Linked DNA regions of Homo sapiens: regions 2 and 3 are each linked to region 1. The links are chromatin loops, found by intact Hi-C in ENCODE. Cell type or tissue: IMR-90. All regions are shown on one strand. Each heading gives the region's core, and the rest is flanking DNA. Links, peaks and the distances in the headings are about the cores only.

Evidence for each region. Hi-C counts contacts between places; a loop is a spot of excess contacts. Peaks named below come from ENCODE experiments on the same cell type or tissue, not always from the same donor. Only the 100,000 strongest peaks of a DNase experiment are listed, where the experiment ranks them.
Region 2: a loop joins it to region 1, with 5 times the contacts of the local background. A loop is called at or near these places in 3 of 110 quality-filtered maps.
Region 3: it touches region 1 in a loop (2.5-fold over the local background); 2 of 110 quality-filtered maps call a loop at or near these places.

Annotation. Positions count from the first base shown.
Region 1 is chr5:144,694,020-144,702,487 of GRCh38, reverse strand. No RefSeq gene overlaps it. Among named protein-coding and RNA genes, the nearest start is that of KCTD16, 530 kb to the right of the region's middle. In IMR-90, for the core only: a CTCF peak has its summit at 4,582; a DNase peak (open chromatin) is centred at 4,337; H3K27ac peaks cover 163 bases.
Region 2 is chr5:144,809,016-144,817,483 of GRCh38, reverse strand. No RefSeq gene overlaps it. Among named protein-coding and RNA genes, the nearest start is that of KCTD16, 640 kb to the right of the region's middle. In IMR-90, for the core only: no CTCF peak of the experiment used is centred there; a DNase peak (open chromatin) is centred at 4,563.
Region 3 is chr5:145,241,284-145,249,751 of GRCh38, reverse strand. It overlaps a transcript of PRELID2 not described here. Among named protein-coding and RNA genes, the nearest start is that of PRELID2, 590 kb to the left of the region's middle. In IMR-90, for the core only: no CTCF peak of the experiment used is centred there; a DNase peak (open chromatin) is centred at 4,731; H3K27ac peaks cover 1,155 bases.

The DNA.
Region 1 (8,468 bases), core at 1,756-6,755:
TCCCACCCCAATTAGATATATCTTTTAAAACTTGCATTTCTTCACAGCCATTTACACAGTTATAATTACTTCCTTATTTTGGTAAACACCAGTTAAATCACTGCCTTTTCCAGTATCAATATAAGCTTAGTGTAGACATTGATATTGCTGGTTATGCTTAACAACATACATAGTGACTATCTCAGTGCTTGGCACAAAGCAGACATTTCATAAGTACCTATGGACTGACTGATTTCATGTATGCAAAAAGAAGCAATTTCAATCATTAACTCTGTGACCTTCCATGTTACTTCATTGCTGCTATGTTCAGTTCTCATTTCTCTTCTTCTTCTTGAGACAGACTCTCCCAAATTTTTCTCCATCCACATGGAGAAAAATCTCCATCTTTGGGTGCTGTCCTGTTATCTCTAATAACCTCTCCTCCTGACCACAGCTGATTGCTCAAAGCAAAGGCAATTATAGTTCTTGTACAAAAGTTTTAGAAATAAGGTCAAGAAAGAGAAGCAGTCTCTCCTTGGTTAATTGATCTAATAGGTAAATAGGAAATTAATCTAATAGATAAAACACACAGGCTGCTGAACGGTCAGCAGCCATTGTTCATAGTTAACAATTGACAAAGTAGAGAAATTCCATCTCCGGAGGAAAAAGGATGAAGTACACATTCATAGAGGTGTGTGAAAAAATAATCCTGTTTTAAGTCTAGACTGTAGCTATTCTTGAGGTCCAATCTCTTTCCTATATTTGGGCTTCCTAAAGAAATTCTCCACATTGGAAATCTGACAAGATCTCACTGGGCAAAAATCAAGGTATCTGCAGGGCTGCATTCCTTTTTGTGGGCTTTAGAAAAGAATCTAATCCCTCCCTCTATTCTAGAGGCTCTATGTTTTCTGTGGCTAGTGGCCATTTCCTCCATCCTCAAAACTAGCAATGTTACCCTTCTTTCTAACCTCAGCTGAGAAAGGTTTTTGCTTTCAAGGACTCATGTGATTAGGTTGGGCCCACCCAGATAATCTCATGTCAAGGTCCTTACCTATAATCACATCTGCAAAGTCTCTTTTGCCAGGGAATATATCCATAAGTTCTGGGAATGAGGACAGGGACATTTTTGGAGAACGATTATTCTGCCCACCAAATTCAGTGTCCTTGAAACAATTTCCCCTATGTGTATATAAACTAAGTCAGGCTGAATTTCTGTACCAAAAAGACTCCCCTCCATAACCTCTTATGTGTCTTCTGTCTAGATTAACAGGAATCAAATTTCTAGGTTGGAAACCCAGAGCTTCCTTCAATGTCTTCTATTCATAGTACACATATCCAGTTATTCACAAAGTCCTGCACAATTTACCCCTAAGATGGCTTGACTTAATCTTCATTTTCCATTTTCATTCTGTTCAGCTATGTTTTAGTTCTGGGGTTAGACCTCTTTTTGTGACAATAATTTACAACCTGTATTCCCTGCCTATAATTTCTTTCTTTCCATAGCCACACTCCTTGTTAATAACAGAATTATCTTTCACTACTTATCATGTAATCACATAATGTTACAAATTTCCTAATAAAAAACATTTAACAGCCCTGAAAACCTTTAAATCAAATTGAGAAATTCACAAAATGATCAAATTTAACCCAGGGTATATTTCCTTTTATTCTGCCTTCTTTGTCCTCCCCTCCTCCTGAGTTACCTTAAGAAGTTAATGAATATTTATTTATGGCATAAAATGTTTGCTTCATCCATCATTCATTTATCCCTGCACTATAATATGTACTATTAATGGAGGAAAGAAATGAAAGTATAGTCTAGGAAGGTTGATGAAAATGTCGTGGTTCAGAAGGGAGAGAAATCTACAATAGATGAGATAAGCAGGGAATTCTGGATTGGAGGAAGTCCTGATTATGAAACACATATAAATTTTTTTTATTAAAAAGTATTCATTTCTTAATTTTAATAATTATTTAAATTTTTACTATCATTCTATGCTCTGAAGAAACTGTAGTGAATAGCAAAGTTCTTGCTCTCACAGAGGAGAAGACGATAGAGTTCCAGGGGAGAAAACAGACAATTAACAAGTAAATATGTATACAATTTTGGATAGAAGCATTGCAATAAAGAAAATCAAGCAGGGTAAGAAATTAGAGAGTTTAGGTGAAAGCTGGAAGATCTTTAATTGGGTTACAGGGACAGTCTCTGAAGAAGTGACATTTAAGAACAGATCTGAATGATAACAAACTTTCTGCTATGTGAAAACCTAAGGACACAGAACTTGAATGTAGGAACTAGCTGTGCAAAAGAGCATGGTTTGAAAATAAACATGTAGTATTTGAGGACGAGCAAATAAGGCCAGTATGGCAATAATGCAGGAAGCAAAGGCGACAGCCATGAAAAATAATATAAGAGAGAGAAAGATGTGCAAATCTAAAATAACCCTTGTTCACCATGAAATGGAGTTTGGATTGAATTCTATGTGCAATGGAAAGGCATTGGAGAATCTTAATGAGAAAACCTGCAATTTGATGTGCACCTTAAGAAGCTCACTCTAGCGACTATGGGGGGAATGGATCTTAGGGGAATAAAGAAAAAAGGAAATATTAGTGAAGGAGCTACAGCAAGAGTCCAGGCAAGAGAGCTGGTGGCTGAGGCAAGGAATGTGGCAGGAGATGTGAGAAATAATTGGATTTGAAACACGTGTCAAGGACTGAGCTGACAGGTGTTAAGGAACAGAGTGTAAAAGAGGAGGAGAAGAGGTCTAAGGATCGAGCCCAGGGTGGCACTCCAATGCTTAATGCTTAAGACTTAAGAAAAAAGTCAGCAAAGGAAATTGATAAGTCCTTGAAGGAGCCAGGAGAGGAGGGAGTGATACCTGGAAGCCAAGCGAAGAAAGAGCTTTAAGAAGAAAGGGATCTGCTATGTCAAACGAAGTTGACAGGAAGGATAAGGAAGAGGACAAGTTAAAGATCATTGATAACCTTAATAAGAGCCCTTTTATTATTAGGACAAAAGTCCTATTGGAATAGGTGAAGGAGAAAAGAGGGGTTGAAGCTACGGAGAAAGAAGCTCTTTAAAGGACTTTGCTGTGAACACAAATAGAAAAGTGAGTTTTTGAAAAATTGATATGAAGATGTTTGCTTGCCTATAGGATTTGAGATAATAATAAGCTTTATTATAATAGGGTTGACTATACTGCCAATGTTGATGACATCCCGTATCAAAAATTTCTCTGCATAAGTCTAGTATTATAGTAGCCAGCACACTATGTAATTAAAATGTTAGGCCTACATAGGAATCTTGACCCTGCTTTTGGTAAATGTGTGAGCTTAGACAAGTTAGTTAAGCTCCTTGAACAACTGTTTTCTTATCCATAATATGGGGATAATATTGGGCTTTTTAAAGGAGTAAATGTGATAATATAGAGAGAGTATTTACAGCAGTGCCTGAAACACTCAATAGTTGAGATGAAATATCATCATTACTGTTTAGTGCTTGACTGTTAATACCTTCTACAATCAGTGATATAGCCCATTAGGATTTTAGCTGCACCAAAGAGAACTATTTCTGTCTTGACATCCTCCCCCTTTATGTGTCTCTTTTTCCAAGCTAGACCCTAATATTATTTCCCATTTCAAAGCACCACAGGGGATATAGCCAAGGGGATGAAACGGCTGTGTGTCAGGCCACATACCAAAACACAGTGAGTTAATGTCATTTTAAACATAGTTTGCTTATGTGTAAATTAGCTTGCAGATTTTCAAGCTTCCTACCACTAATTACTAAATTAGTAAGAGTTACCCTGCAGGGAAAGCAGCAATGAGGAAGACAAACATGGCATTCTTATGTGACTGCTCATTTGCATCATTCCTACAACTCTGGCTTGCCGGAAGACAACCCCCTGCTTCTCCTAGTTAAATCTAATATGGCACTTACAGTTTTATACAAGAATATTAGGCAACAAATTAGCCCAAAGCTACAATTAATTATAATCCAGAGTCAACCCAGGGGAATAGAAAACTAAACACATTTCTTAACATTTAGCTCTCCTCTTGGCCCATGCAAATTGGCAAGATAATTTCCTAACTCAGGACCTGCAGGTTGAAATTTCAGCAAAGAAGCTTTGGTAAGAAAGCTGTGACATGTATGGTTTCTGATGTATATAGTCACTTGAAAACAGTACCTCACTTCAAATCCCAATTCTCACTGACTAACTTCTTGCCTTGAGTGAATCTATTAGTCAGGACAATCTTGTATGCAAGAAAGAGGCAGAAGTCCAATTCAAACAGCTTAAGAAAATATGTGGACACAGTTAAAGGGGAGGTTGCGGATAAAAATGCTTTGGGCATGACTACATCCAAGGGCTGAAAGGATGTGATCAGCAATTGGTCTCTGTTTCTTGTGTTTTCTTCTGTGTACATCATCTTCACTGTGAGCAGTCTCAGCAGAAAAAAATGTATTTCATTTGTTTATGGCAGCTTGAAAGTACCCCTAGAATTTAGTCATGTACCCACCCCTACACCAATCACTGTAGCCTGTGTTGTATTAATGCTGACTAAGTCAGGCCTGGGTTACAGGCCTAATGCTAAAGACAGGTGGCACCATCTTCCCCTAAGCCACACAGAATGCTGTTGGTTTCATTCCCCCAGGGAAAATCAAAATGTTGTTATTATCCTAAGGAAAGAAGTGTGAGTTGAGGAGTGTTAGAAAGGAAAATGCAACAGATGCCCAGTATTGCAAATGATGCAATTGCTTAAAGTTTGTTTCCATGTTTTTATATATATATATAACAACTATTATTATAGTACCTGTCTGTTTTAGTCCATTTTATGCTACTATAGCAGAATACTACAGACTGTATTATATATATATATATATATCTATGTATAATATATATGTTATATAGCAGAATACTACAGACTGTATTATATATATATAAAATATCTATGTATAATATATTTGTTATATGTATATGTATTATACATTATACATAGAGATTATATATATTATATATTACAATAGAGAGTATATATTATAAATAGATATATATTATGCAAGAGCTATTATATATTATATATAGAGAGAGATTTTATATATATATCTCTCTCTCTAACATATACCCAAGCTGGAACGCAGCAGTGTGAGCATAGCTCATTGCAGCCTTGAACTCCTATGTCACTGACCTCGATCCCTGTTGGACTGAACAAAGGATGATGGTACTCCATGTAGGTAGGGCTACAGGTTCCTGGTTAATTTATTTTTATCGTTATATATATATATATTGTAGAGATGAGGCCTCTCTATGCTGCTCAGACTGTATCAAACTCCTGGCTTCAAGGGATAATCCTGCCTCAGCCTCTCAAAGTGCTGGGATTAAAGACATAAGCCACCAAAACTGGACCCTAGCTTATGATGAATAGAAATGTATTTCTAATGGTTCTGGAGCTAGGAAGTTTGCAGGTGCTGGCATCTTGTGAGGGCCTTCTTGTGCATCCTCATATGGTGGAAGGCTAGAGGGCAAAAGGAAACAAATGCTGTGTCCCTATATGGCAGAAGACAGTGAACTCATTTCCACACCTTTTTTATAGGGGCATTAATCCACTCATGAGAGCAGAGCCCTCATGACCTAAGCACCTCCTATCCTCCTAAAACAGTTACATTGGGGGCTAAGTTTTCAACACATGAATTATGGGGAATCAGATAAAGGCATTACCTCATGGGATAAGAACATTTGGCAAAAACTACAGGCTAAATAATTGTTATTGCTTCCTCAAAGTTATTATGTGTATACATTACTATAGACCCTCACAACTGATTTCACGTTATCATTTCATATGTAATTACACACACATTGTATGTTATAAATAAATTATTTTATCCTGTTTAGCAAGTGGTTCTTTGAGCATATGAAGGTAAATATTTCTCAAAAGCACACATCATATTGCAAACATGGTTAGTGTTAGCCTTCCAGTCACCACACTCAAAATATCCAGACTTTTCTTAGATGAGTGAGGAGAATTTGGTTGGATTTAGGAAGGTCAAACACCAGGAACCTTCATCTATAAAACTCCTGATGATAAACCCCATAGAAAGGTCAAGCATAAACACAGTTGGTAACCCTGGTCAGTCATTCAATTGAGGTTATTTTATCTTACTAAATTTAACAAATTATCACAAGGTGTACTTAGGCCAATAACCTGCCTTAGTTTTTGACCATGTGATTTTGTAGTCTTTCTTAAATGTCATTTTAATCTCACACATTGTACCTACCAGGCTAAGTAATTCTATTAATAGATTCGAAAATATTATATATCCTCTTTTGATCTTAAATGTTTGGTAGGTCCTATGTATACACAAAAAGTAGAACTACCTGAAGAAGATTTTCTCTGTACCAATTGGTATCTTACTTTTTGAAAAGAGCAGGAAATAAACTAATACTGGTTTTAATAATAAAGGAAATGCATTGACCCATTTAGCTGGATAATCCAGAGGTAAGGTGAGAGATTAAGGATCAGATTGAATAGATTCCTATCTCATTTTTCTGCAAATAATTTAGCAGCTCTCTTCTCAATTTTTTCACTTTCTCATCTGACTGGCTTTTCTGTGGTAGAAAGATGCTTATATACGTTTTGGATCTCACATCCACATATTCACTATCCAGAGGAAGAGAGGGTAAAGTGCTCCAATGACGTAGAGAGTAAAAACAAGCTTTATTGTTAGAATTGTTATTCATAAACCATGAACAAACATATCTTTGGGTATCCCTGGCCTGAAAAGAGCCATATATCCATCTCAGATGGAAGGCATGGGCAGATGGGCTTCAGCCATTCAGAACCAATCTGTGATGGTGTCCCCCTCTTGTGTTCAGCTTCTTTTATTTAGCATGCTGTGTTGCAAGTTTATCTCTATTGCAGCATGCATCAGTACTTTATTCCTTTTTATGGTTGAATAATTCCATTGTTTTCATATACCACCATGTGTTTATCCATTCATCCAGTGATGAACATTTGGGCTGTTTTTTTACCTTTTATTTATGGTGAATATTGTTACTAAAAACATGCATGCACATGTACTTATGTCAGTAATTTCTTTTAATTATTTTGGATATATAGCTAGGGATGGAATCCCTTAGCCGTATGGTAATTCTATGCTTAACTTTTTGAGGAACTGCCAAACTGTTTTACACATTGGTTGAACCACTTTACATTATTACCAGTAATACACAAGTGTTTTGATATCTCTGTATCTTTGCCAACACTTATTTTTGTGTGTTTTGATAGTAGTCCTTCTAATGTATGTGAAGTGATATCTCATTGTGATTTTGATTTACACTTCCCTGATGACTAATGATGTTGAACATCTTTTCATGTGCTTGTTCACCATTTGTATATCTTCTTTGGAGAAATGCCTATTAAATTCCTTTGCTCATTTTTTTACATGAATTGTCTATCTTTTTGTTGTTGAATTGTGAGTTATTTTATATTCTAAATACTAGAACTCTATCAGAGGTATGGTGTGCAAATAGTTTTCTCATTTGGAAGGCTGTCTTCACTTTCTTGATAATCCTTTGATACACAAATTTTTTAATTTTGATGTAGTCAAATTTATCTATTTTTTCTCTTGTTGCTTGTGTTTTTGATGTCTTTAAAATCCATTATCAAATCCAAAGCCATGAAGATTTTCCTCTATATTTTCTTCTAAGCGTTTCATGGCATTAGCTGTTATATGAGATAACAATCATTTTGAGTTAATTTTTGTATATGGTGTGAGGTAGGAGTCTAAGTTTATTATTTTGCGTGTGAATATCCTTTCATCTCAACATCTTTTGTTGAAGAAATTATCCTTTCTCCATTGCATGGTCTTGGCTCCTTTATCAAAAATCAGTTCACCAAAGGATATGAATTTATTTCTGGACCCTCAAATCTATTTTATGCATCAATGTGTCTATCCTTGTGTCAGTACCTGTCTTGGTTACTGTAGCTTTGTGATAAGTTTTGAAATCAGGAATTGTAAGTCCTTCAACTTTGTTCTTCTTTTTCAAGATTGTTTTGGCTATTTGAAGCCTCTTGTAATTACAAATGAATTTGAATTTGAGAGACAACTTTCCATTTTTGCCAAAAAAAAGCTATTGGAATTTTGATAGAGGTTGCATTGATTTGTACATTGCTTTAGGTAGTGCTGACATGTTAACAATACTGTCTTTCAATTCATATACATGGAACATCTGTTCAATTATTTAGTTATTTTAAAATATATTTTAGCATAGCATTTGCTATGTTGATCACAGTCAGTTACATGAATGAACAACATATCAACTTTATGTACAAATTTAAAGGATTGTTTATCTAGCACCATCTTCTTCAGCAGTCACTTTTCTTCTGCCCTAGCTAGAAGGCTGAGCTTTTATACTCCATGCATTGTTGTGCATTTCCCATTATTGTAACTGCCTCTGGGTAAAGCAGAAAGATTAAAAAGCCTATAGGGG
Region 2 (8,468 bases), core at 1,744-6,743, 120 kb before region 1:
CTCTCAGCCCCATACTATCTAATGTAAATGTGACAATCACATTTCAACCCACATCTCAGTATCTAAGTATTAGAATATCAAAGCCGGAGTAAAACTCAATTGGAAGAGCAATAAGTTTCTCCAAAGATGGACAGAATCCATTAGATTAGTGCTTCCTCTTTCAGGGAGAGATTAATTTGTCTTCAGCTGTATGTGGAAAAGATACAGTTGTGTATGAGATAGTGGCATCATATGAAGCAGAAGCAGGATATTGTTCATTTTATTTAGAACCTAAATATGAATAAAAGGAAATAAAAATGCTAAAGTGACAGAGGGCAGTGTACCAGAATGGGTGAATGAATGCTGTCCACATGGCAACATCACCACCAACCCTTTTTGTATTAGTTAAGGTTCTCCAGAGATACAGAACCAATGGGAAATAGATTTATTATGAAAAATTGTCTTATGCAAGTAAGGAGACTGAGAACTCCTATGATTTGCTGTCTGCATGCTGGACGCCCAGGAAAACCTGTGGTCTGAGAACTCAGGAAGTCAACAATATAGGTCCCAGTCCAAGTTCAAAGACCCAAGAGCTAGAAACACTGATGTCTGAGGGAAAGAGAAGATGAATGACCCAGCTCAAGCAGAGAGCAGAGAGGGGAAGAAAGAGAGAGAGAGAATGAGAATGAGACATTTGTTTCCATGGGATATTATTATTAGGGGTAAAAAAATCATCATTTTGCCTTTGTGTTCTGTTAAGGCCAAAAATATATCAGATGATGCCCACCCAAATTGGTAGGGGGATCTCTACTAAGTCTACTGATTTAAATGGTAATTTTTTCCAGAAACACTCTCAGAGACACACCCAGAAATAATATTTTATTAGCTATCTGGGCATCCCTTAGCTCAGTCAAGTTGACACATGAAATTAACCATCACAACCATCACTCCTATTAAGACTAGAAACTATACTTTCCAGAATCCCCTTTGCCATACAGGCCAGTTTTGAATTTTCGAATGAGAGGAAGTCATGTGACATCAACAGACAAAGTGAGGCAGAAGCTACTATTTTTGAAGGCTGTGGTAGTCAGAAGTGGTAGGCTTCCACATCTCTTTACAAGTTCGCCTCCTTGGTCTTGGTACTATGCAGATGTACTCATGACTGGTGGCTTTCTTCTCCAAATGCAGTGCTTTGGACTGTATAGTGACCATTTATGCAACCCTCCAAGTGTGATTTCTCATATTTTCATTTGCCCAGACCTCTCCCCATTTACATAAGCTCTAATTTTAGTTCCATAATACGTATAGTGGTTCTTTTCTGCTGATTAAATACAGATTAATGTGATATGTAAAGTGTAGTAGATGCTGTGCTAGTGTTAACTTATTATTTCCAAGTATTATATCTTTGAGTAAGTGCATCTTGGCTTAAATCTTCCCAAAAAACATTCTTGCTTTACTCAGTAAGACATCAAATTATGTACTAACAAGGGGCCTTTCTTTTCTATTAGAGGCCAAGTAATTAAAGCAAGTCATGATTTGACTTCAGTTAACCTCTTGACAAGATGACTTGTTGTGCATGGGTATAATGGAATGTCATCTACAGAGAAAGCAGACACTTTGACAGTTAAAAATTTGTCAAACTGAAGTTTCTGATCTGTGATAAATCACTTTGGAGCACAAGAAAAGTTTGGACTCATATATTTTATTCTAGACAAGTTGGCTCAATAGAAAGAGAGCTCAGGGCCAGAAAGCACATCTCCAATTGGTCAAATGTGCCAGACTCAAATGTTAATCTCTTTTGGCAACACCCACACAGACACACCCAGGATTAATACTTTGTATCCATCAACCCAATCAGGTTGACCCTCAGAATTAACCACCACAACGTGGAATCATATAGTTAATATGTGTTCTTATGTGGCTGGTTGCTTTGCTCAATATTATGTTTACAGAATTTGCTTATGTTGTTCCATTTAGTAGTAGCTCATTTTTAATTGCTGCAAGCATTACATTGTATAAATCTACTACATATTATTTATCTATTTTAATACTTATTAGAAGTCGGGTTATTTCTAATTTGAGGCTATTATATAGTGCTCCTTTCTTAAACAGTCATAAAATTTCATCCCTGAATGCTGAGCACAACTGAAAATATTTTGAGTCATCTAAAGTGGTTTTTTTAGGGCTCAGCTTTATGGAAGAATACAAGAGTTTCCCGTTACTCAGAGAGCATCTCAGTATCTCTCAGAAAATGCCCCATATTTACCCATAAAGTAACTTATATGTAGTAGTTTTTGTCTTGTTTTTGCCTTTGTTAGGAAAAAAAGAAAAGACAACTCCTGTGGTCCAGTTTATAAGCAATTTTTAAAAATGCCTTCACAAGAAGAGAATTGGAGAAGTTATACTGTTTTGTTCATAATGCAATTTTATCAATCATAGATGCAAGGTCCATTTTTATTGATTTATCTTTTTTTGTTTGTCTACTTTAATAATACAGTAAGCATCTATGAAACTGCCATCCAACTCACAAGGTAATATCTTGGCAATAACTCAAATCTACCTATGTTTTCTGACCAGGCAGGTTGAAATCCTGCCTTGTCCACCTGTGCTAACCAGTATTCTGAATCCTCTGTATATTAACTTGATTACCTTTTAGGGTAATCTTCTCTATACATGGCCTCCAGAAATATGATATTCTCAAGATTTTCTAAATTGTTACTAAAATATGCAAGGAATATTTATGTTTTGGAGCTTACAATGTTATTATATATTGCTGGGTTTCTGGCCACTATAGAATAATTGGTACTGGACCAGCTTTTCTGTTGTCAATATCTAAAACTCATTAACAATATTTGGGTCCGGGCACGGTGGCTCACGCCTATAATCCCAGCACTTTGGGAGGCTGAGGCAGGTGAATCACCTGAGGTCAGGAGTTCGAGACCAGCCTGACCAACATGGTGAAACCTTGTCTCTACTAAAAAATAAACAAATTAGCTAGGCATGGTGACAGGCACCTGTAGTCCCAACTACTTGGGAGGCTGAGGAAGGAGAATAGCTTGAACCCAGGAGGCAGAGGTTGCAGTGAGCCGAGATCACGTCATTGCACTCCAGCCTGGGCAGCAGAGAAAGACTCCGTCTCAAAAAATGAATAAAATTAAATTAAAATTTAAAAAATAATAAAATAAAAATATGTGAAGTAACTGTTTTCAGACACCAGACAACAAGCAGTACATGACAACAATCCCTGAGAAAACTCATAGAAAACTCGTAAAGTTCCTATTTTGTCCCATCTTTCTGCATAGGAACAGTTTCTAGAATGTTTCAGATATGGAATACAAGCAGAAAATGGTGGTCCTACTGAGCTTAGATGGCAGAGGGTAGAGTTCTAGGCTGCTGAAATGTCTCAAAACTGCAGGGCAAGGTACTAAAGAGAAGGGAGTTTCACAGAGAAAACAAATCTAGAAGTCTGTGGAAGGAAGTTAAAAGCAATTATTTGGCAGTGGCTAGACTTTAGATGCTTACTAGGGAGTTACTGCTATTGGGTTAGGGACAGAATAGAGATAAAAGAACAAATAAAGTAATGCTGAAAGATAATGCAGTTCTGGACCATGCCGAATAAACAGATCTTGTTAACACCATAGCCATCCAGGTGAGACACCAGATCACACATTAGGACTAAGGACCATGGTCTAGGGTAAAGTCTACTCTGGATTTCTACTAACAGAGACAAAACCAAGCCTCAATAAAAATGGCATGGTCCTCAGAGTTTGGCGCTGAGTCTTGCCAAGTTTGAGGAATTTGGCAAAACAGCATATTGGGCCATCAGCAATACATAAGAAATATTTGCAGGATAATTTGAGTATATTAGGTAGCCTTAGTACCCCTTATAGATACATTGATTAATCAAAGGAAACTTTGGATAGATAGTTGTTATAATGGATTTTTGTTGGCTTATTTTCCATTATCTACTCCCATTGTTCTAGTAGAAGTCCCCTGATATCCTTTTGAAAAGATCAAAAATATTTGACTTCAGTTTTGATGAGATTACCAAAAAAGATATCTTGCCCGACCCTGGATAAATGGTTTTCATTTCACCTAAGTGAGCCTAGCTGGGCTCTTCTTCTTTTCTAAGACTTTGAATCCTCAGTGAAATAAGTACAGAAACAAGCACAGTGAATTCATGCCAACATCGATGGCCCCAAAACGTAGTATATTAATCAAACTACTCCCTGTAGCATATGTCTTCAAAAATGATATAATCCTCCTATTATTTCACTCTTTTTGAGCCTACCTCTTTATGTTTCATTTCTTATGCTACCCAAGTCATTATAGTAAGTTTGAGTTCATAAGAAAAAACAATAAAACTGTTTTGCTTACGTGTCATTGTCTCTCTTTCTGTTGCTTATAGCCAAAGATCCTTGGCTAACTAGAACTAGTACTTAGAGATGTCTTCAGAGTTCGCTGCCAAGCATTGCATCATTGTGAGTTGTCAGCACAACTTCTCAGGAATTAAAGGCATCTTCTCATCTGCTTGGGTTTCATGTTTATGTGTGAGTTTATTGCAATAGGATTTGGACTTCTTCCAGCTGAACACAAGGGAGAAGCTGCTGAAGATGACTCAAAAGTCTTTTAGCAATTCTATTCCCTTCTTCCAGTTTGTCTTTGGATGAGCTTGGTTTATGCTCCTCTGTCTGGTCAAGCCTCAGCAAGTACATAATGTGACTATGACACTGGTTGTGAACAATGGTTTTGCGTATCTTCAGAAGTAAATTAACATGTTTAATCTGTTACATTGGCATCTCCCAATATAAAAGTAAAACCTAGTTACAATTCCCCAGTGTTCCAAGGGATCCACATTAAAAAATATTTTTTCACCAGCGCTTACTAAATTCAGACCAAGCAAGTTAACAGAATCACTCCTAGTTGTCCGTCTAAAGGTGGGAATTTTCAATTATATAAACAGTTCTAGGCCCGCATATGGCAAGGGGGGATGGTCAATAAAAGGGTATTTAGCACAGATACTAACTCCTTATATGGACTAAGGAGAGACTTTTCCAGAAAAGTGAGAGGAATGTTCTTACCCTTTGTTTTACTGTCCTTAGGGCAGAATTTGTTGGTCTTTCACTTTATATATTCAATGCTTTCGTTCAGCAATTTCCAGTATACAAGGTATTTTACATATATAATTTATATGAATGCTTACAAAGCAGAAAGAGTAAGAAGGCATAATTTCTCATCAAAGAGACTTTCAGCATTTCCACACAATATATGTTCCCTTCCACTGGGCACAATGAGGAGAGAGACAGCCTGTCTTATGGATTCAGCTTAAGAACATACTCATAGCTTAAGAACAATGGATAGAATCTTTTTAGTGCCATCTTTTCCTGTGAGGGGGAGAAAATAGCATGAAAGCCTCAGATTCTACTTATGGGATCATTCTTTATGTCTCCTAAACCTCATACCTGGCTATAGTAACTGTGGGATTCTTAAATATTTTCTCATTCTTTCTCTTTTAAATCATACATGGGGAAGGAGATGACAATGTATTGTGTCTGGCTCTTATTATTTTTATTTTAGGTTAGATTACTAGAGCACAACCCAGTGGAAATATGTGGTGGAGGTCAGTATAATTGTTGATACTGGTCAATGTCCAGTTAATATGGTTGATAGGATCTGGCTGAGTCTATCCCAGTCTATTTAATGTAACTCATGTAAACTGAACTAACAAGGCAAAGTGATCCAAACATTGAAAAAAACAGTTTTAGTAATCTGTAGACAAATCTTTTAGTTGAGAAAACCTATTACTTGTCTAAATTTATAAAACTTACAGACATTTGCCTAGTCCTCCACTTTATATGCCCTCACTGTATAACTGGGTTACAGACAAAACATGTACTCTTATTGACTCACCAGGAGTGTTCAGCTCAAAAACTCTGTTGAGGCATCCTTCCTAAAACTCTACTATATCTGGCCTGTTAGGAGAAAACTTGTAATCTTTTTCTCAAGTATAAAGATGGAAACCTAATAAATTCTGAAATACACACGATTACTAAATATACAGCTTTTTATGTAAATTAACATTGTATAATAATTTACTAAAGTGGTGTGCCTATAGAACAAATGTTCATAGATTAATGTTTCAGGTAGATGAAGTTTGTCCACATCCCCATTACCTTATGTCTAACCAATGGTTTTTAAGATAATATTTTTGGCAAGTTCTCTGTCTTCAATGAGAGAAAATTTTGATTTTTTGTAACTGGAGTTTATATTATTCTACAAGATTAAGGTAAAGTGACTCACTGAAAATATTACATTGACTACTGTTATGGTAATATTTTATTGTCATGGCACTATTAATTTACTAATATTTTGGACAAAAGGAACATTTTTCAGATAGACTGTCTAGAGGGCTCTCTTGATTAAGATTACTTTATTTCTGTTTGTGTGTTTGAAAAGAAACCAAGGAGAATATATATAATAAAATAGATAAAAGAGCTAAAAAAGGAAACACAATTATTTTTGCAATTTGAGTACTTTGTTTCTGATTAATTCTGATATACCACAAGGCGAATATAACTAATAAATCAAACGGAGTTAATCTAATTACAAGGAAATTCATAAAATAGGGATATTAAATGGCAAAGTCAATGATTGTATATTTACTCGTTAAAATGCTATGTAATAGTGGACATGAATGTTTGTGAAAATAATGTTTCATGTTTTGAGAAAACATACTGTTTGTTATTTACTACTCTAAGTGCTTCTAAACTCATTTAACCCTTAAAACAATCCTATGAAATAGATGCTCTTATTATCCCAATTTTATGATGAAGAGAAAGAGTGCAAGATTAAAGAACTTTCCCAAGATCCCACAGCAGGTAAGCCGATGGGGCCAGGTTCTGAATTCTGAATCCAGAGTTTGCACTTACACTGTCTTCACTGTCCGTGTTTCATCAGAGAAAATGTCTGTGATTTTCTGATTCTGCAAAACCAGAGCATTGCATTTGCTCATAAAATGCATGAACTGATTGCCATAGTGGTGGCAAAAAGACTATTTCTGGGGGTCTTTAGGAGAAAATGAGCAGCATTAAATCCTCTGCTTTACTGTAAACATAATTTTCTATAGAATAGGGAATGCCTTTAACTTAAAAAAAAAAATTTAAACAGCCTAGGAGGCTGAATACAAATGTAGTGGATATAGTCTATCTCTTTCCTACAGGTGACAGCTGAGGGCATGATTAGCTTCTGGAATGCTATCTACACACAAGAAATGAGTAGATTAACTATCTCCACTGCTCATTCCTAGGGCACAGACCTGCTCTGAGATAACCATAACTCTAAAATGCCCAATAATTTATCCCAGCTATATTAGAAACTTCTTTGGTAATTTTCTCAGTCTGGTAGGAAAGTTAGTGAAAAAGGGTACCTCTGTCCCACAAGAAGACATTTTTTTTTATTTTTAAAAATTCTAGCGCCTTCATTTTTTCAGGTACCTTTCTTTTGTTGCATGTACAAAATTCTGAAGAAAGGGCGAACTGTTTGTTTTCTCTGTTGAAACCGACCTTGCCCTTTCAGAAAATTACTACCACCAGTAAATTCACAGTATACTACTAGTGTAATGGAAAATATTTGAAACTATTTTTTGGGGGGGTAAGGTTTTGGATTTTTTTCTAAACTTTTTTTTTTTTAAATTCAAAGGTCCATGTGCAGGTTTGTTATATAGGTAAACTCGTGTCATAGGGCTTTGTTGTACAGGTTATTTTGTCACCCATCTACTAAGCCTAGTACCCAATATTTATTTTTTTCTGATCCTCTCCCCCCTCCCACACTCCACTGTCAATTTCCTGTGTTCGTTTGCTAAGGATAATGGCCTCCAGCTCCGTCCATGTCCCTGCAACGAATATGATCTCCTTTTTTTATTTAATGGCTGTATTGTATTCCATGGTTTATATATACCACATTTTATTTATCCAGTCTGTCATTGATGGACATTTCGGTCGATTCTATGTCTTTGCTATTGTGAATAATGTTGGAATAAAAATACACATGCATGTATCCTTATAATGTAATGATTAATATTCCTTTGGGTATATACCCAGTAATAATATTGCTAGATCAAATGGTATTTCTGTCATTATGTTTTTGAGGTATTGTCACACTGTCTTCTACAACGGTTGAGTTAATTTACACTTCCACCAACAATGTGTAAGCATTTCTTTTCCTCCACAACCTCACCAGCTTCTGTTATTTTATTTATTTATTTATTTATTTTGAGATGGAGTCTCGCTCTGTCACCCAGGCTGGAGTGCAGTGGTGCAATTTCAGCTTGCTGCTTCCTCTGCCTCCGGGGTTCAGGCAATTCTCCTGCCTCAGCCTCCCAAGTAGCTGGGAATACAGGTGCGCACTGCCGCGCCCAGCTAATTTTTTGTATTTTTAGTAGAGACAGGGTTTCACCATGTTGTCCAGGATGGTCTTGATCTCCCAACCTC
Region 3 (8,468 bases), core at 1,744-6,743, 550 kb before region 1:
AACAGAGAACTGAGCTTAATACTAGAGAATAAAACCAAGAACCTGTCTTCTCTGCTGGCTGAAATATAGTATTTTCCCTTTAAAATAATGTTGAAGGAAGGTGAACCTTTAAACCTACAGATTTGCAGCCTAACACTGTAATTTATTTCTCCTGGCAACCGTTGCAATATTCCTAGATTTATGTAGAGAAGAAAAAATATAATTCTATTTGGAATGGACAAAACTCTAGAAAGAAAAAAACAAGTATTTTGGCTTTCATTGGTAAAAGGGGAAAATAGACTATGGGAATGTAACAGTCCATTGTCCAATCCTCTGAGGATTTTAGAAGGTAATTATAGGACAGTATTATATATTCAAAATATTCAAAATTGAGTATAAGGATCAGACTGCCCAAATACTACCAAATTAATCTTATCAACTAATAATAATGGATGAATGAAAAGGTTTAAAATTTGCAGAAGCATAGAAAAAATGACAGCAAAATAGTTATTGACTAACAAGAGCTTGTGTGCCGGGAAGGGGCATGTTAAATAATCAGCTTCATCTCTTTTGGGCTTGTTGCAAAAGCAAAGACATGAGAATTCTAAGTTTCTCTATTCTTCAGCAAATAGCTAATTTGTGGCTTTGTAATTTGTTTAAAAATGAGGGTCATATTTCATATAAAATGTGATGCTTATTAATGTGCAGAAAATATGCTGGTAGCAATAGGATGAAAAAAGCTTCTAAATCTGAACGAACATCAGCATAATATTTATTGAGGTTATATAAGTGAAACACGTGATAGCCTCAAATAATAGGCTGGCACTGAAAATTTTTACTGTAGTCCCTGAGACATTTCCTTCTGAAATTTAGTTGTTGGCACCTGATTATTGCTTCAGTGAGTTTGGCTCCCTAGGGATTAAGATGAGGAGACAATGCCAGAGTGCAGAAAAACTTACGTGATTTTTTTCTTTTTTGAGATAGAATCTCGCTCTGTTGCTAGGCTGGAGTACAGTGGTGAGATCTCGGTTCACTGCAACCTGCACCCCCTGGGTTCAAGTGATTTTCCTGCCTCAGCCTCCCAAGTAGCTGGGACTACAGGTGTGCACCACCATGCCCAGCTAATTTTTGTATTTTTATTAGAGATGGGGTTTCACCATGTTGGCCAGGATGTTCTCGATCGATCTCTTGACCTTTTGATCTGCCTGCCTTGGCCTCCCAAAGTGCTGGGATTATAGGTGTGAGCCACTGCACCTGGCCAACTTATATGATTTTACAAAGAATGGCCAAGAATAAACTTAGAGCAGCAATATTTTTGACTCCCAGATTCTCTTCTGACATCAACTCAGAGCTGGCTTCTCATTCTATTGAAATATGTTTTACATTTTTATAATCATAATTTTAAGTTAATATTTTTAAATTATAAAATAAAACCAACCTATGGTACAAAATTTGAAAAACTACACTTAAGCAAAGAGAACAACATAAGCATGTTTGTATCTTTATTCCGTTTTACCAAGGGCCTCTTTCCCCCATACATATACGAGGGTTAAGAAGGGGGGGGAACGAAGGAATGAAAATATAGGAATTTTGCATTTGTACTTACTGTTACATCCTGAGCAGTTCTACCTTTATGATTTTGTTGAAGTATCATTATTAATAGCTATTTTATATTTTATTATTATCTATCAAACTACTTCCCTACTGTTGGACACATTTAAATATTTCACAAGGTATATTAGTTATGATTTTCTTCAGGGACGCCTGTGACTCTAGCTACTCTCCAAATGTTGATAATCCCTGACTTCATATTGAAGTGTTTGGCCCTTTTTTAGGCAGGTAACAGGGAACCACTAGCAAGTTTTGGCCTCAGATTAGCTGAGGCCAGTATAATAAAGAGACATGATAAAAACGTACTGAGTGACTAATCTGAACTAGAATGTAGGATGTCTCAGAGACAGGAGGTACATCAGAACACTTGTCTGGTCCATGTCAGATTTTCTTGGCCTTTCTTCTAATTCTAGCTCCTGTTTGGGGGACAGCTTTATCTGTGTGCAAATGGCAGTACCTTGTTTGGGAACCATTCTCTATACTTCTTGCTTTGCCCAGGGACTTCTCTGCTGCAGGCCTGGGCATGCCTGATTGGCATTCAATACTAGCCACTCATGTATGTGCAACCCAGGATTTGGGGAAGTTAGCATATACAGAGCAACCTTTGAGTAATGTAGGACAGAAGACCATAGAAAAATCCTTTTCTGTTCTTTTTTCAGAAGATGGTTCAAAGAGGCATTTCCTAAGACTTCTCACCTGGCACTGTGGCCTAAGCAGCCACTTGTCTTGTAACCACCCAGTGGGTTCACCTTGCCTGCTGCCTAGACAGAGCCAATTTGTCAAAACAGGGGAATTGTCATGGAAAAGAGTAATTCACAGAGTTGACTGTGTGGGAGACCGGAGTTTTATTATTACTCAAATCAGTCTCCAGCATCTGGGGATCAGGTTTTTAAAGATAATTTGGTGAGTAGGGGCTCGGGAATTGAGGAGTGATGATTGGTCACGTTGCAGATGGAATCAAACGGGGTCAAAGTGAAGTTTTCTTGCTGTCTTCTGTTCCTGGGTGGGATCACAGAACTGGTTGAGTCAGATTATAAGTCTGGGTGTGGTGTCAGCTGATTCACTGAGTGAAGAGTCTGCAAAATATCTCAAGCACTGATCTGAAGTTTTACAATAGTGATATTATCCACAGGAGCAATTTGGGAGGTTCAGACTCTTGCAGCCAGAGGCTGCATAACCCCTAAACCATAATTTCTCATCTTGTAGCTAATTTGTTAGTCCTGCAAAGGCAGACTGGTCCCCAGGAAAGAAGAGGGTCTTTTCCGGAAAGGGCCATTATCAATTTTGTTTCAGAGTCAAACCATACACTAAATTTCTTCCCTAGGTTAGTTTGGCCTACACCCAGGAATGAACAAGGACAGATTAAAGGTTAGAAGCAAGATGGAGTTGGTTAGGTTTCATCTTTTTCACTGTCATAATTTCCTTAGTTATCATTTTTGCAAAGGCAGTTTCCGTCTCGTAGAGCAGTGGCAAATTTGATAATGTAAACTTGTACTGGCTCTCTTTCTCTTACCATGTCTCTCATACCTGCTCCTTAATAAACTATTCATGCATAGGCTTTTATCACAAGATTAGCCTTGGGAGAGCCCATGCCAAGGAAGGAAGGAAGGAAGGAAGGAAAGAATATAATTGCCTTTCCCCAGAGAGGCTTTCTCAATCTAAACTAGAATACCTATTAATATACCACACTTTTATCTTAGAGTGGTTACAGTATCTTTACATTTTTTTATTTGTACAACTACATATTTATCACTCTCTTCCCCCATTTGAATGTAAGAGCCTTGAAGCAAAGGCCATGTCATTTTGATTCACTATTATATCCCCGGTACTTAATAAAAATGTATCAGATAAACAAAATAGTGAATGTGATTTTAAAACTTTCCTCTAAACCCCACGCTTCTGCAGTCTAGGCTGTCAGAAGCTATACTCTCTATTACATCTTTTTTGGCGGTAGGGGTTATTGTCTCTGATTTTCTTAGAAAGACACGTGACATTAATTAGGATAAAACAGAATTTCATTGATCCTCCCATTTACCAGGTTTATTGTTGTTAATCGAATTTCTTCACTTCGATTTTGTGTATTCTAAGTAAAATCTCGTTTCCTCAGTTCAAGGTCCTTGTAAGTGCAGTTGATCTGTTTCATTGTGTCCCAAATTAAGACAATTTGGGAGTTTCCTGACCTCCCCTGTCCTCTTTCCAGAGGATTCTTAGAAGATTAGCTGAAGGCAGTATAATTAAAAAAAAACAAAAACAAAAATAAAAATGTGTTGAGTGCCACGGTGCTTTTTACATTGACATGCACAGTCTAGTGAGAGGAAGAATCATCCTCTGTATTTTACGCTGAAGAGAATGAGGCTCAGAGAGATTATGTGAAATACCCAAATTCACACAACTAATACGGGGTCTCATTCCAAAACCTGTGCTGTTAACTATTACATTTAAGAGCTGCTTGAATCCACTGAACTTCCGTTTCTTTTGAATCAACAGGAAGGATTTTTCCTGCCTTCTGCAGTCATCCTTAGTCCTTCAGGGCAGCGGAGAAGAATCTAATCAGGACCCCTGACCTTGTCATTCATTCTTTTTCTCACTCTTAAGTTAACTGCAGGCACCCTAGGGAATGGAATTGTAACTGCTTTGGACTTCAGAGGAGCAGGCCTAGCCAGAAAAACCACGTCAAAGTTCTCACAGCAAAACCAAGTGTAATGTTTTTTGGATATTAATGTGCTCTCTCTCTCTCTCTCTCTCTCTTTCTCTTTCTTTTCTACCCGCTCACTTTCTCTTTCCGTGTCTGCCTTACTTTGGGTGGAAGTGAGGGTAACAGAAGGAATAGAAGGATATCTTCATTGCACTTTATTTTTTTCTGAAATACAAATTTATTTAAAATTGGTCTCTGAGGATTTGCAAGTTTTTACTATTGGGCACTGTGACAGTTTAAACTGTAGCTTCTTGGCATTGAATCTAAATCTATGAAAATAAATCCTATTGGGAAGCTCATTTCTTAATTACAGGACATATTAGTATCTAGCTTTAAGAGTTTTGTAGTGGGTTAAAGAAATATTTTAGTTAGAAGAAAGCTTTCTCTTAATCTTTTTGCTATAGTGACGTCAATGAAGTATCATAACCATTAGTTTAAAATAAAAATAACATAAAGAGAAAAATGTGCCGGAACAAAAAGAGATGCTTTGAATACTTTGGAAATGAGTCAGAGAAGAAATATAAATTTTAAAAATAACAACTCTGTTTTCTTTTATGTGGAGTAAATCCTGAGGAAGACTCATATACTGCAGTGCTGATTTTATTCTAGGTAGAACTGTGGATAGGCAAAATTTTTTTGCATGTAAAAGAAAATTAGGGTGAAATTAACTCTGATCTGAATTGGACTTCAGTAAGTAACAGCAATTCCCAAAGTTAATGGTTAGATATTAAATTTTACATATTTGAGTAACATATTTAAATATATTATCTAAATTCATTTAAGACCTTCCCTGCTATGAAGAAATTTTACTTACTATGAGTTGAAATTGGGGAATAATGCAAATGAAGAGTCTCCCTGTAGAAAATACTTGAGTCCCTGGGTCTGTGTGCCGTGAAACTGTAGTGAGTCTTCACCATTATTCTACTCCAGGGAATATGGTCTCATAACAGCCTTTCCCTCCTGTTCATTCCCCCAAGGCTGTGTCACTGCATCTTTTTGTACCTTCAATTCAGGCCACCATGCCAAACATTCTTCACTTTGTAGATGTTCGAGGAGCACCTGCCACCCGCCAGGCACTTTGCTAAATACTTGGAATAGGGTAGCAGACAGGGAGTACAAGTGGTCTGTGTCCTCAAAAAGCTGTCAGTTTCGAGGAAAGTAGAGGACTGGGCAAGTATATTAAGAGTGAAATGCATGTTACAAAAAAGTTGGGGCCAGCCGTGGTGGCTCAGGCCTATAATCCCAGCACTTTGGGAGGCTAAGGTGGGTGGATCACTTGAAGTCAGGAGTTCAAGACCAGCCTGGCCAACATACTGAAACCCCGTCTCTACTGAAAATACAAAAAATTATCTGGGCAGGGTAGTTTGTGCCTGTAGTCCCAGCTACTCGAAAGCCTGAGGCAGGAGAATTGCTTGAGACTGGGGAGGCAAATGTTACAGTGAGCTGAGATTGTGCCACTGCATTCCAGCCTAGGCAACAGAGCAAGACTGACTCCATCTCAAAAAACAAACAAACAAATAAACAAACAAACAAGAAACTTGGAAGTAAAAGTTGCTGAGGAAGTAAATATGACAGAGGGAACTAGCAAAGACTTTCATGATTCTAGAAAAATGTATGATCTTCTTTTTGATCCCCTAGGGAAATGGAACATTTATAAAATAATAATGCTGATAATAATAGTAATGATGGTTAACTTTTGTTGAATATTTATTGTTGGCAAGACATTCAAGCAATTCTGTAAACCTTAATTGTATATTACCAAGTGAAATAAGCCAATTTTAAAAGGCTATATATACTATATGATTTCACCAGGCCCTTGGCACTCAATGAATAGGAAATATTTTTAAGAGAATAATGATGAGGATGATGATGGTGATGATGACACTGAGAAAGATGATGTAACCAAACATAGCTTTCATAGCCTTCTTTAACCTTACCTGCCAAAACATCAAAACAAAATTGAGGTGCTAATTGTAATACATAAAATGGACTTTACTATTTCAATGTTTTGCTCTCCTTTTCCTTTTCTTTTTTTTTAATATGAAAAGAAAGATTTACCTAGTTTTATCATTCCCTTTTCATTCTGTTAACCCTGACTATACCTTCATAAATAGCACTTTTATTAAAGTGTCTTCATTTGAGTCTTCTGGGGTGAAATCTGTTTTCTGCTGGCACGCTTACTGATAGAGAATATTCTAAGCACATTTGGCAAACCGATGTAGGACAGAAAGGCATTTCCAACTCTTTTGTGGTTTTGTTGTTGTGTTTGTTCAATTGAGCATAAAAATTACACAGTGAAACAGGTTGAAATGTCTTTTAGTTCTTACTCTGAGTTCCTACTTTGTATTTTCTTTGGACTGTTCTTAATACATTTTCAAGAAAGTATAATTTTCTGTTAAATGCACAATTATTTACAATTTTGTTATATTTGTGTGATTTTATAAAAAGGTCTCTTAGCCACTCTTCTCTTTCTAAAGAATTATACTTCAAATAGAATAATGAAAATAAATGGGAAATGGTATTTAAATATGTATATAAATATTTGTTATATAGCTGTCTCTCAAGAACACATATGGTGGTTAAATCATACCACTAAAAGCTATAAATCACTTTATTAGCCTAGACATTTGTTTTATTTACTGTTTCCTGAAACAAGTATGCTTTTAGGGTGGGGAATGATAAACATTTTACATTTCTGGCATTTGCACTGGAATTATCGGATTAGGGTTTAACCTACTGCCCACAGGTTATTTAGTTGTTCTTTTCTATGATGCAAGCTGGGATTAGGTCAAATGCATCCTATTGGTTACCTTTTTCTCTCATAGACACATCTGTAACTGTTACATTGATTAACTTGATTGTAGCTGTCACTTTGAACATTTTTAGAAAATTCATATGTGAAAACTGAAGTCTGCAGATTACTTAGTGGAGGATTACTTGGATTGCCTTGTAGCACTATCCGGATAACCTTGGACAGACCCTTTAATATCTCTGAATTACAGTATCCCCTCCTGTGGGATGGGAATGATAATACCTTCCTACACAGAAAACTCATTGTGGAGCATGATGCAAATGTAAGGGGAGAGCCATTTAACTCTATATTTAGAAAGATTCATTTGATAGTGTTATTTAATGTCTTATGGTCCCTGGAGACTCAAAACACTCTGAAAAATATTCCAGCTAGTTTCAGTTGGAAGTTCTAACCTTAGAAAGTAAACCATGTGGAAAGTGTTTCATGGTTTATATTTGAATAAATTTTTTGCTTGAAAGCTCATAAAATTTCATATATGTATATATATATTCACACACACATATAAAATCATTTTTGGTATCCTTCTACTTTTCCCTTCCTTTGGTAACAAATAATATTTTTTGCAAAATGAACAATGCTTCAAATTGAGCATTTTTCTTTCATGTCTAGGATCTTCAAGGGGAAAACTTGGGAAATATATTCCTGTTTGGTATGACTTTCCTGTAGACATTTCAGAACTGCAGAACCATTATGGGGAACTTTTTTTTTTATGCAATAGCATTTCTTTTGAATAGTTCTCTTTTTCCCAAAGAATGTTTCCTCCTGGATTTTCTCAGCTGGTACTTTGGTATTTATGGCCTAAGTGATTTAGTAAATGTAAGAAAACGATGTTCACTGGTCAGTGTAAGAGGGAATATGAGGAATCTGTGTCTGTAAGCTGAATAAATACATTTAGCTGTATTGAAATTAACCTCTGTAGCCTGGAGCCAGAATGTGGAATATAAAGAAACAAAGATGTGGGATAATATACATTCTAGATAGATAAATGACCCATGGACTCATATATTATCAAGGTGTAGATTTTCTACAGTGGATTTCAAGTCCTGAACTTTTTACGCCTCTCCATTCTTCATATTTTGAAATAAAATTCTCTCTTTTTAAAAAACAGATAATATGTGATAAAGGAATAACAATAGGCAATTCTATTAGTCAAGAAAGGCTGAGTGCTATGACAAGAGCAACGAAACATGTAAAATGCAATGCGATATACATTTATTTCTCATTGGTGAATGATGGTTGCATGTGGTTGGTGGTGGTGGAGCTCTCTTCCATAGTCATTTATACATCCAGGCTCCTTTTATCTTGTGATTCCACCTGCTCTAGGTCCTTTGGGTGATCTCTATTCTGCTGGTTGACAAGGAAATGAATGAG